4 separate regions of the Homo sapiens genome follow, and regions 1, 2 and 3 are each linked to region 4. Evidence: chromatin contacts called from ENCODE Hi-C or POLR2A ChIA-PET data. All regions are on one chromosome and are shown on one strand. Each heading gives the region's core, a stretch centred on a gene start or an enhancer-like site at or near the end of the contact. The rest is flanking DNA. Distances are from core to core; before and after follow the strand shown.

Region 1 (2,700 bases), core at 172-2,671, 2.3 Mb after region 4:
CTGCCCACCTTAGGTTTGAGATGCCTATTAAGAAATCCAAGAGGAGATGTCAAGTAGGCCATCGGATATGAGTGGGAAGAAGATCAGCGTGCTCTAGGAGCAGAAAGGAGGCATGACTGGAACTCATTAAACACGAGGAGAAGACAGTGGTAGACAGGTGGGCCAGGGCAGATTAGGCCACCGTGGGCAAACTGGTCACAAAGTTCTGAGTCAGCCACTCATCGCTTGTGAAACCTGGGGAAAGTTGTTCATTTATGAATATAAGACGAACAACTTCCATGTAATGAATGCTTGTTATGGGTAAGCCACTGTCTTCGTTTTTATGGCGCGGAGTCTTCAGATCAGCCGGGGAGGTGGAGGATGGGAGGGGGATTCTCTTATCCTTGTTGTACGGAGGAGGAAATACGCTGCGGGCTGGGGTAGGGCTTGTATGAGCCATAATCAGGTCTGGAACTGTCTAGATAAAAACTTCAGCTGATCTCTTAGGATGTCTGTCTGCTCTAAAATCCAAATATGCTTCTTCACAGTTCTGAGATGCAGAAACTGAGGCCTCAGGACGGGGCAGTAGTCTGTCCAATAGGGGCACAGCGAGGACGCGTGGCAGGTAGCGCTGTCCCCCAATTCACCCCAGGGGAAACTGAGGCTAAAGAGAGGGCGGTGTCCTGTCCAGGTTCACACACAGGAAGAGCCAAACCGAGGCCCCCGCGCTGGCCCCCTCCTGAGCCACTGCCCACCCCGGAACAGGAGGGCAGCCTGCTCACGTCCTGATTCCTGGCACCGACATCGGCCCTTAAGTTCTGCCCGGGTGGAGAGGGAGGACAAAAAAAAATGCGATCCGTAGTCAAGGAGACGTAGCCTGCACTCCTGATTGGCGCAGAACTCTAGCCTGGTCTCCTCCTCCTCCTCCTCTTCGCTTGCCAGCTTCTAGAGCTCCGGAGGCCCCACCTCCCAAATGCCCGGCGGTGCCCGGCCTCCCCTGATCTCCACAACAACGCCGCCATGGCTCCTCCTCCTCCTCCCTCTTTTTTTCCCGGCACTTCTGCGCATGTCCAGGGCCCGCGCGCAGACCACTGGGAAGCCTCCTCGTGCATTCTGGGAAATGTAGTCCAAAGCCTGTCGCGCTCAGACAGCCCGCGACATTTGCGCCGTCAAGGCCAAATAGGCTGCAGACGACGCTTTCGCGTATCTTGGGAAATGTAGTTCCAGTGTTGGCGAAGACGCCACGCGGTGACAAACAGGAGTAAGGCGGTCCCCAGGCGAGGGCCAATTGGCAGCCGCCTTTGCCGCGATGCTTCCTGGGAGTTGTAGTTCGGGGTGAGGCCGGGGCTTCATGGGGAGTTGTTGGGCTGAACGAGCGGCTCGGAGTATGGGATTGGGGGAGGGGGACGGGGGAGTTTGGCGCAAAGCCTGCTGGGGCATGGAGTCCCGGCGAGCTTTGTGCGCATGTGCGGGGAGGTGAGGGGGCTTGGGGGGCCTCGCCTGAGAGAGTGAGGTGAGCGAGGGGGGAAGGAGGGAGGGATTGGGTGGGGGCGGTTGGACGAGGGAGGGACCAGAGGTTGGATGGGAAGAGGGGCGCCGGGGGCCTCAGGAGGGAAAGATGGGAGACTTGCGGGGAGGGGAGGAGAAGGGGGCTGAGTGATGGGGAAGGGGCTGGGAGAGGGAACTAGAGGGGGAGGGACTTGGAGAGGGGGAGGGGTGGATAGTGGGAGGGGGTCGTGGATCCTCGAGGTCCTGAACGCGGGAGAGAAATGCTGAGGGAGAGGACGGGGGAGGGGCGCCTGGGGGAGGGGGAGGGGCGGGACGGGGGAGGGACAGGTGGGGGAGGGGAAGGGGACCCTAGCAGAGGGTGGGCTGTGAGATGAAAGCTGAGTGGGAAGCTGGACCCTACAAAGGAGTCTGGGGGCGCCGGGACCGGACCCCTTCGGAAAGGTTTGCGGGAAGGGGCTTCCGGGGACGATGGTTATTGTTGTAACGTAGATACGGCGCAGGTGGCTCGTTTTGCGCGCTGCTTCTACAAGTGCAACTTTTACAGAGTTGTGAGATTCCTGAAGATAAGAATCGTTGCTCTGTTTTGCTGCTTTCTCAGTGCGGAGCATCTGCCTTTTTAGCTTGTTGCAAGGCATTATTACCTTCGGTAATATGTGTAAAGTGCTTAGAAACTCTGTTTATTGTCAAATGAAGTTGACCCCCGCCACCTCTACCCCAGTCAGGATGGAGTCACCCTCCTCTATATCCGATTTTAACGCCTATTCCAATGTATACTTAGTATTTTAATCTGCGTGCGTGTTCATAGCAGTGTCCCCTGGGCACCTCGCAGGGAAACTTCGACAAAGTAACCCTAAGTCTGACTGGACACTTACTAGCCAGGTGTGGTTCTCAGCATTTTTGTTCTCCTTCTATCACTTTACAGTCAACGAAATGGAGATACAGGGTATTACAAAAGGTGCCTTGTACCTCGTCCAAGGACACAGAGCTGGTAGGAGGCAGAGCTGGAATTTGCCCCAGAGCCTTTGTGCCGTAGGTAAATATTTGTCCAGTGGGCCAGCGGCTCTCAACCAGGAGTGGTTTTGTCCCCCAGGGGACATGTGGCAATGTCTGGAGACTTTTTTTTTGGTTTTTCCAACTTGGGAAGTGCTACTGGCATCTCATGAAAAGAGGCAGAGATGCTGGTAGACATCGTATGTTGCACAGGATAGCCCG
Region 2 (2,967 bases), core at 333-2,832, 2.2 Mb before region 4:
TCCAGGAGGAGGGGCTGGGCACGGGAGAGACCCCAGCTGGAGGGGCTCAGAGCCCAGGGGTGGGGAGGGTGGGTGCTGGGTCCCGGGGTCCAGAAGCTGGAGAAGGCTGGGGACACCTCCTGGATTCAAGAGGGAGGACAGAGATGGGGCTGGGCAGACTTTGGGAGCCTCTTCCCCTCTCTGAGGCTCAGCCCCCTCACCTGCCAAATGGGGATGCTGAGGGCACCTCGCTCTCTGGAGTGGGAGGTGTCAGGGAGAGGACTGGTGCTCAGGGCCTGGTATGGGGTCAGCGCTGGGAGATTGTGGCTGTCATAGTTGTAAATGACCCAAAGAAGGGAGGAGAGAGGAAAGAAAGCACCTAGGGAGGCTCTGATGGTTGGCTAGCCCCTGGCCTCCTTAGCCCTGGGCCTGGAGTCTCTGCAGACTGACAGGAGGGTAGGTAGGAAGCAGGTGTGCCCAAAGGGCCAAATTACGAGACAAATGAGGTTCCCTCCCAGCCGGCACCCAGGAAGCCAGGTTTTCTATCAGGCCATGCCTTCCCCAGGAGGCCTGCCTGGCCGGAGGGAGGAGGGGCTGGGGGCAGGGACTCCTGGGTCTCTGGGGAGAAGGAGGCTTTGGATCTGGACTCATGAGTCTGAGGGAGGAAGGGGCTGAGTCCTTGGATTCCAGGAACATTTGGGGAGAAAAGGGCCAGAGGCCTGGATTCCTGGGTCTGTGGTGAGGAAGGGCCTAGACTTCTGGGTTCTTTAGGGAGGAGGGGGATGAGAGCCTTGACTCCAGGGTCCCTGATGAGGAAGGGGCTGAGGGCCTGGACTCCTGGGTTCCTTGGGGAGGAGGGGCCGGGGGCCCGGACTCCTGGGTCCTGGCACCCACCCGTAGAACCGACCTTGCGGGGCCTTCGCCGCACACAAGCTCGTGTCTGTGGGTCCGTGTCGGGGGCTCACCATCGCGGCTGGGGCCTCCCCGGCCCTCCCCCTCATCCCTGGTCCTCCTGGTCCCTGTCTGTCTGTCTGTCGGGTCTGTCCACCTGCCGCGCCCCCCGGGCTGAGGTAGGAGGTTGTATAGTTGAGGAGGACACCCAAGGAGATCACTATACGGCCTCCTAGCTTTCCCCAGGCTGCGCCCTGCACGGGACGGGGCCCGGCGGGGACCCCCAGCCCCACTCAGGGACCCTTAGCCCCACTGGGCTGCCCCAGGGACCCTGGGAGGAAGAGCCGGGCTCTTTTCTGTCCTTGTCCCTGCATCCCCTCCTTCCCCTGAAATCTGTTTTCCTTCCCTGTCTGTCTCCATCTCTGCTGTGTCTCTGTGGCTTCTGTGTCTCTTTCACAGTGGATCCTCTGACTCCCTCTTATTCTGGCTTTCTAGGTCTCTGCCCCTCCCGATATCTCTCTGTGTCTCTATTTCTGTCGTTTTTGGTCTTTCTGTCTCTGGCTCTCAGAATGTCTCTGTGCCTATCTCCATCTCTGACCCCCACCCCAGGGTCTACCGGGCCACCGCACACCATGTTGCCAGTCTCTAGGTCCCTGAGACCCTTTAACCTGTGAGGACATCCAGGGTCACAGGTGAGGTTCTTGGGAGCCTGGCGTCTGGCCCAACCACACACCTGGGGAATTGCTGGCCTGACTTCTGACCCCTGACTCCTCATACCCTTCCTCCAGAGCATGACATTTGACCACCAACTGAAACCTGACCTCTGACCCCAGACCACTGGCCCTTCCCCCGCCCTGTGGTGACTTCATAAAGGTTACTAGCTTCTCCCCTGGCCTTGAGACCCACACGATGGCCCTGCTGGCTCTGGCCAGTGCCGTCCCGTCTGCCCTGCTGGCCCTGGCTGTCTTCAGGGTGCCCGCCTGGGCCTGTCTCCTCTGCTTCACAACCTACTCTGAGCGCCTCCGCATCTGCCAGATGTTTGTTGGGATGCGGAGCCCCAAGCTTGAAGAGTGTGAGGAGGCCTTCACGGCCGCCTTCCAGGGCCTCTCTGACACCGAAATCAGTGAGGAGACCATCCACACTTCATCAGTGTCCTGGGGAAGGTGCAGAGGGAGGGCAGGAGAGGCCCAGAGGGTCAGGCTGAGGGACAGACAGAGAGAAACAGTCAGAGGAGAAAGGCTCAAAGACCATGAGAACAACAGAGACTTAGGGACAGAGAGACACAGACAGGGGAAGACAGCAGGGCAAAGACTCAGAGAGGGGAGGATGGAGAGTCAGAGAGGGGAAGATGGAGACTCAGAGAGGGGGAGGATGGAGACTCAGAGAGAGAGGAAGATGGAGACTCGGAAAGATGGAGACTCAGGAGTATGGAGAGTCAGAGAGGGGAGGATGGACACTCGGGAGGATGGAGAGTCAGGAGGATGGAGACTCATAGAAAGGGGAGGATGGAGAGTCAGGAGAGGTTGGAGACTGGAGAGGGAATAGAGACCCAGAGAGGGGAGGATGGAGACTCAGAGGGTGGAAGATGGAGACTCAAAGAGGATGGAAACCCAGAGAGAGGAGGACAGAGATGAGGCAGAGACTAGGGGAAGCAGGATAGCGACTGGTCGGGGGCAGAGACTCAGGGAGGATAGAGACTTGGGAGGGACTCAGGAAGCATAGCGACTGTGGGGCAAAGAGTCAGAGAGGGGAGGATACAGACTTGGGAGGGCAGAGACTCAGAAACAGAATGTTCGCATTAGGGACATGGTGTTGCGGGGAGCTGCCTCCCCCAGCCCCTGCTCCCTCCCTCACCGCCAGACTATGATGAGAGAAGCCACCTGCATGACACCTTCACCCAGATGACCCATGCCCTGCAGGAGCTGGCTGCTGCCCAGGGTGAGTGTGTGGGGATGGGGAGATGGGAGATGTGGACTTGGAGCCCCTAAGAAATGGGTATGTGGGAGGGCCCAGGGCAGAGGAAGGAGGCCCCCAGAGTTGGGCAGTGATCCGGGAGGGGAAAGCTGGGAAGACATTGAGCTCAGCTACTTGTCCAAA
Region 3 (2,730 bases), core at 58-2,557, 2.5 Mb before region 4:
GCAGGGGCAAGAGGGCAAGGCCTGTTGGAAGGTGTAGGCCCCCAGCAGGGCGCTGTGCAGGAGGCAGGAGAGGGTGTCCAGGCGTATGGGCACGGTGACAGAGGCCACGCTCTCCGGGAGCCCCAGGTGGGTGGGGTCTGTGGAGTTCAGGAGCAAGGGTGGAGGGGCTGGGAGAGGCGCAGGGGGCCATGGCTCGGTCCCAGATGACGGCAGGGACAGGTTGTTCCTAGAACAACAAAAAGACAGGTCAGTGGGGCTCAGCGTCTCCGTACTTTCTTGTTTCTCGCTGCCAGGCTGTCTCTGCACCTCTGCAGAAGGCAGCCATCTCTCCATCCTCAGTGCCCACCTGTGACTTCCTCCCCCGCTTCTCTCTTTTTGTTTCTAACCCGGGTCTCTCTAAAGAAACAGACAGCTCTGCCATGAACTTCGGCACCAGACAGAACTCAGTTCCAATTCCTGGTGGCCTCGCTTTTGGTGGTGTATCTTTGGACAAATCATTTTCCTATTCCGAACCTTAATTTGTTTATAGTCACAGATGGCTTTGGATGGTATCAAAGGTGCGTATGACAGCGCTGGGTCTGGTAAGTGCTAAAACAGTGGACAGCTACGATTTCTCCAGCCTTCTGGGGATCCCTGGAGTCTTCACATTTCTTGGTTTATTCTTGGAAATTTCTGTTCGATGAGTATCTGTTTCTAGCTCTTTTTTTTTTTTGAGATGGGGTTTCACTCTTGTTGCCCAGACTGGAGTGCAATGGCGCTAACTTGGCTCAACGCAACCTCTGCCTCTCGGGTTCAAGCGATTCTCCTGCCTCAGCCTGTCGAGTACCTGGGATTACAGGCACGCACCACCACGCCCGTCTAATTTTGTATTTTTAGGAGAGACAGATTTCTCCATGTTGGTCAGGCTGGTCTCGAACTCCCGACCTCATGTGATCCACCCGCCTCGGCCTCCCAAAGTGCTGGGATTACAGGCATAAGCCACTGCACCCGGCCTCCGCCTGTTTCTAAGTATCTCGCTCAACTCTCACCAAGATCTTCTAAGATTCTGTACCTATGTGATGATACCTGAGCCTTTTTTGTTTTTCCTGATTCTCTATGCAGGTCTGTTCAGCGCGCCCTTTCTCTCTCGTTTTCTCTGTCCCCTCCTCTCTCTGGGTCTCTGTCCCCCTCTCAGGAGGTCTTTGTTTGTCTCACCCTTCAGGCCCAGCCCCGTCCTTTGGTTGTTCCATCTCCACTGGGGCCCTCTTACGTATCTTCTAGCAACTTCGCCTCCGAGATCCTTCGGGGGCCCGGGAAGGTTGGGGAGGGGCCGAGGCCGAGAGAGGCGGGGCTTGGCCGGGTCAGAAATGGGGCGTGGCTCGCGGAGTTATCCGGGATCCCAAAAGAAAGAGCTCAGGCGGGGACCTGGATCTAGTTCCCCAAGATCACTTACTTAAGGCCTCCAGCACCCTGTAGCCCCTCCTCCCTCAGACCCAGGAGTCCAGATCCCCAGCTCCTCCTCGCTCAGACCCAGGAGTCCAGATCCCCAGCTCTTCCTCCCTCAGACCCAGGAGTCCAGATCCCCAGCTCCTCCCTAAGACCCAAGAGTCTAGATCCCCAGCCCCCTCCTCCCTCAGACCCGGAAGTCTAGGGCCCCAGCCCCTCCTCCCTCAGACCCGGGAGTCCAGATCCCCAGCTCTTCCTCCCTCAGACCCGGGAGTTCAGATCCCCAGTTCCTCCTCCCTAAGACCTAGGAGTCCAGATCCCCAGCCCCCTCCTCCCTCAGACCCGGAAGTCTAGGGTCCTAGCCACTCCTCCTTCAGACCCGGGAGTCCAGGCTCCAGCCCCTCCTTCTTCAGACCCCGTACTCTGGTTCCCCAGCCCCCTTCCTCTCTCAGATTCAGTAGTCCCGGGACCCCTGCCCCCTTCTCTCTCTCTCTCTGTCTTTCTCTCTCTTTATTCCTGCCATATCCTCAAGACAGATTCTTTAGGACTCAAGGGACGTTTTAGGTAGGGAAATGTGGACACTCCCTAGGGCAGAGGGCGTGGTAGATGGTCTGGAGGTCTTAGCCATTCTAGGCGCTGGGTTCTACTAGGTGCCGTGTCTCTAACTTGCTTTGTTACTTTAGGTGCTTCTACTCTCTATGCCCTAGTTTCTCCATCTGAGAAATGGGGCTAATATTACTGTCCAGGTTCTTGTGATATTACTTGTGTATTAGTAGACACAGAATCTGGACCACAATTAGGCTGAACACATGAGATTTACTTATTGTTATTGCTGGTGGTTGTGACAGTGTTTTGCTGAGAAGCAATCGTCATTATTACATGCATTCATTTAAGAAATATTCAATGCCTGCTATGATTTGGGCTCCAGGCTGCACACGGGACAGAATAGACATGGCCCCTACTCTCAGGAAACTTGCATGCTTGTAAGGGAGACAGACGAGACATACATAGCATATATTCTGTAAGAATATGTACCTGAAGATGTCAAATCAGGGCAAGAGGATATAGAGTCACCGAGGTAGGGAGATAGAGCAGATAACGTGGTTAGGGGCCTGGCCCGGTGGCTCACGCCTGTAATCCCAGCATTTTGGGAGGCCGAGGTGGACGGATCACTTGAGGTCAAGAGTTTGAGACCAGCCTGGCCAAGATGGTGAAACCCCATCTGTACTAAAAATACAAAAATTAGCTGGGCGTGGTGGCAGGCACCTGTAATCCCAGCTATTCGAGAGGCTGAGGCAGGAGAAT
Region 4 (2,776 bases), core at 11-2,510:
CCTTCCCCTCTTGCAGGATCCGTGAATCCAGAGCCCCAAGCCCCAGCCCCAGCCCCATCCTCATTAAAATTCTGAGTCCCTCCCTCCATCCAGGAGTCAGGAATGTAGGCCAAAAATATCGCTGCCTTCCAGACCCAGGCGGCTAGGCTTGCAACACCTGCTCGGAAAACCCGAGTCTGAGCTTTAATGGTTCTATTATGATGATCATGATGATTTATTTTTAATAGAGCAGAGTCTCCTTATGTTGCCCAGGCTGGTCTCGAACTCCTGGGCTCAAGGGATCCTCCCTCCTCAGCCTCCCGAAATGCTGGGATTACAGGCGTGAGCCACCGCGCCCAGGCCTGATTGTTCTTTTGAGCCAAGAATCTGGGCCTCAGCCTAGGCATCCTGTGGAGCCCAGGAATCCGGGCCCCCAACTGCTACCGCGCTAGCTCCCAGGAATTTTGCCCCCAACACACCCCACCCCTATCCACTGTGATATCTGAGACCTGCGTCCAGCCCGAGTCCCTTACCCTGCGGCGCCCGGTGCCAGTGGGTACTAGGGGAGCATTTTGCCGCCCCTTCAAGTCCTTAAATACAGGAATCTAGCCTCTGTTTCTTGGGGAGACCCATCAGTCAGGGATCGTAGCCCAGAACCACCTAAAGCCCAGGAATACTGCTCTCAATTCTGCTCTCCCTCAGGGCTCCAAGAGACAGAGATCCTAGCCCCCCCATTGAACTGAGGGGCCTGGTCCCCCAATCCGCTGCGACCCAGGTGTCTAAGGTTTCATCCGGCAAGGAAGGGGTGGGGGCGGAACAGACCAGGAAGGAGGGGGTAGGAAGGGAGCGGAAGAAAGGAGTGAGGTGAGACGGGGGCGGGGACCTGAGCTGGGGGGCTCTGCACTAAACAAACCCTAAACATGCGGGGTTTCTATGGTAACGGTCTTCCCTGGCCTACCCGGGAGACTCCTCTAGGGCTGTGTCGAGGAGGGCAGCCCCCAGGAGTCTCCACGCCGCCAGCTGTTGTGTCTTCCTGTTTTGTCACCACGGCAACCGTGACCTCAGCCCTCCACCCTGCTCACTGGGGTGGGGCGGGAGCTCCACGCTACTTTTACTCTGGGGGGCGTGGTCTGCTCTTGGCCCCGCCTCGGGGCGGGGCTGGGATAGCCCAGACTCGGGGAAGTCCCTGTCCACCGCCCTAGCCGGAGCTGCGCCCCGCCCCGGCCCCGCCCCCGTCCCGCCCGCGCTGGCTCCCCAGCCCTCCAACCCCACCCAGCCCTCAGACCCTTCCAGCTGCCGCTGTCGTCTTTGCTTCAGCCGCAGTCGCCACTGGCTGCCTGAGGTGAGGTTGTGGGGACCCCAGAGGGCATAAGCAACAGTCTAGGGTCTTTATGGCCAGAGAGAGGAATGGGCTGGGTCTCAGAATGTCTGGGTCCCTAGAAAGACTGGGGCTGGGCCAGGATTCTTGGGGTTCTGCAGAGGAGAGGGCTGAGGACCTGGACTGTGGAGGTCATACGTCTGGAAGAGTGGGGAAGGGGACCTGGACTCCGGGGTCTGAGGGAGGAGGGGCTGGGGGTCTGGACTCCCGGGTCCGAGGCAGGAGGGGCTGGGGGGTCTGGACTCCTGGGTCCGAGGGAGGAGGGGCTGAGGGCCTGGACTCCTGGGTCTGAGGGAGGAGGAGCTGGGCCTGGACTCCTGAGTCTGAGGGAGGAGGGGCTGGGTCTGCGGGAGTAGAGAGATGGGGACTCGTAGGTGCCCTAGTTGGAGGCTGGAATCTGGTACGTGGAGGTCCTTTAGGAGGGGAAGCGCTTAGGGTTAGGTGTCCTGGGTTTGGGAATGAGAATGGAAGGAATTCAGAATTACTGACCCCTCCCCATCCAGGGGACAGACAGAATCGGAACTTTGGGCTCCTGAAAGGCCGAGGGAGGGGGGTGTTAAGATCCAGCCCCGTGCTTCCGAAGTGCAGAAGGAGCTGGGAAAGGAGGAGAAGACAGGGCTGCGTCCCGCACCTCTGGGTGCCGAGAGCCGAAGCTGGGGTTCCGGGGCCCGATTCTCAGCGTGAGCGATGGGTGTGGCGTCTGGAGTGGACGAGGGAGGACACTGAGGGGCTGGGTGTGGCCCGGAGAGTCGGGTGCGCTGCGAGGAATCCCGGAGGGGTGTTTCCTCACCCTCCAGGGTCTGGCTGCGCATTCCTGAGCTCTGATCTCGGGCGATGGCTGGAGGCCCTAAGGGCGGGGTGGACCCCTCCCCTCCCCTCCCCTCGGCGCGCCCCCCTCCCCTGCGCGCCCCCCTCCGCGGCTAGCCCACCTTCCGCGGGGGACAGAATGAGTGACGCCCTCGCTCGTCCTCCTCCCCTGCTTGGGACGGGGCAGTAGCCCGCCTTCTAGAGCACGGGACGCTGGGCCAGTCCCGATTTCCTTCTCCTTCGAGGGTCCTGGAGGGGCGTGGGGGCAGGCAGTGTCTGGCTCCGGGTGGAGCCTCCCAGGTGCTCCCGCAAGCCCCGAATGGCGATTAGGGAGGCCGTGGGAGGCGTAGCTGGGCCTCGGGCCTGACGCCAGCACCGCGTGCAGTTTCCGGCCTGGAGCCTGAGCCCCTCAGAGGCCCGGGTCCCTGCCCACTCCGGTCTTAGAGATGCTCTTGGGGGGGCTCTCAGCCCATGTTTATAGGGATCCAGAAATGCAGGCCTCCAACCCTGAGAGTCGGGGTCCCCACCCCCCGGAAATCCGGGAGAGGGCGGGCAGCCCCGGAGGCGGGCGGGGGTCCGGGCACCGCCTCCTGGTCCCTGACACATTCCAGA

Evidence for each region. Hi-C counts contacts between places; a loop is a spot of excess contacts on that map. ChIA-PET counts read pairs that join two places held with the same protein, here RNA polymerase II (POLR2A). Pooled maps may share reads with other maps.
Region 1: a map of naive thymus-derived CD4-positive, alpha-beta T cell shows a loop between it and region 4 (7-fold over the local background). The contact joins the promoter of ZNF444 here to the promoter of MYADM in region 4. A Hi-C loop is called at or near these places in 1 of 168 maps with a recorded cell type or tissue (naive thymus-derived CD4-positive, alpha-beta T cell), 1 of 37 single-sample maps with no recorded cell type and 13 of 50 pooled maps. POLR2A ChIA-PET finds 5 or more read pairs at or near these places in 2 of 52 experiments (B cell and PC-9).
Region 2: a loop to region 4 is called in a map of CD4-positive, alpha-beta memory T cell, with 7 times the contacts of the local background. The contact joins the promoter of SPACA6 here to the promoter of MYADM in region 4. A Hi-C loop is called at or near these places in 7 of 168 maps with a recorded cell type or tissue (CD4-positive, alpha-beta T cell, CD4-positive, alpha-beta memory T cell, aorta and 4 more) and 19 of 50 pooled maps. POLR2A ChIA-PET finds 5 or more read pairs at or near these places in 3 of 52 experiments (CD4-positive, alpha-beta memory T cell, HepG2 and endothelial cell of umbilical vein).
Region 3: a map with no recorded cell type shows a loop between it and region 4 (8-fold over the local background). The contact joins the promoter of C19orf84 here to the promoter of MYADM in region 4. A Hi-C loop is called at or near these places in 2 of 37 single-sample maps with no recorded cell type and 7 of 50 pooled maps. POLR2A ChIA-PET finds 5 or more read pairs at or near these places in 1 of 52 experiments (activated CD8-positive, alpha-beta memory T cell).

Annotation. Positions count from the first base shown.
Region 1 is chr19:56,139,866-56,142,565 of GRCh38, forward strand. It overlaps ZNF444 (zinc finger protein 444), which reads left to right and starts at 1,422. Exons shown (of 5, transcript NM_018337.4): 1 at 1,422-1,492. RefSeq lists enhancers at 885-1,214, 1,245-1,384.
Region 2 is chr19:51,691,748-51,694,714 of GRCh38, forward strand. SPACA6 (sperm acrosome associated 6) reads left to right here and starts at 1,583. Exons shown (of 9, transcript NM_001316972.2): 1 at 1,583-1,993; 2 at 2,731-2,808. The coding sequence starts at 1,780. SPACA6-AS1 (SPACA6 antisense RNA 1) reads right to left here and starts at 1,709. Exons shown (of 2, transcript NR_108100.1): 1 at 887-1,709. MIR99B (microRNA 99b) reads left to right here and starts at 865; the gene lies at 865-934. MIRLET7E (microRNA let-7e) reads left to right here and starts at 1,039; the gene lies at 1,039-1,117. It also overlaps MIR125A.
Region 3 is chr19:51,389,284-51,392,013 of GRCh38, forward strand. It overlaps C19orf84 (chromosome 19 open reading frame 84), which reads right to left and starts at 1,308. Exons shown (of 2, transcript NM_001193623.2): 1 at 1,195-1,308; 2 at 1-226. The coding sequence starts at 1,229.
Region 4 is chr19:53,866,623-53,869,398 of GRCh38, forward strand. MYADM (myeloid associated differentiation marker) reads left to right here and starts at 1,261. Exons shown (of 3, transcript NM_138373.5): 1 at 1,261-1,321. It overlaps MYADM-AS1 (MYADM antisense RNA 1), which reads right to left and starts at 2,485. Exons shown (of 3, transcript NR_184033.1): 1 at 2,287-2,485. RefSeq lists enhancers at 66-1,041, 2,151-2,776.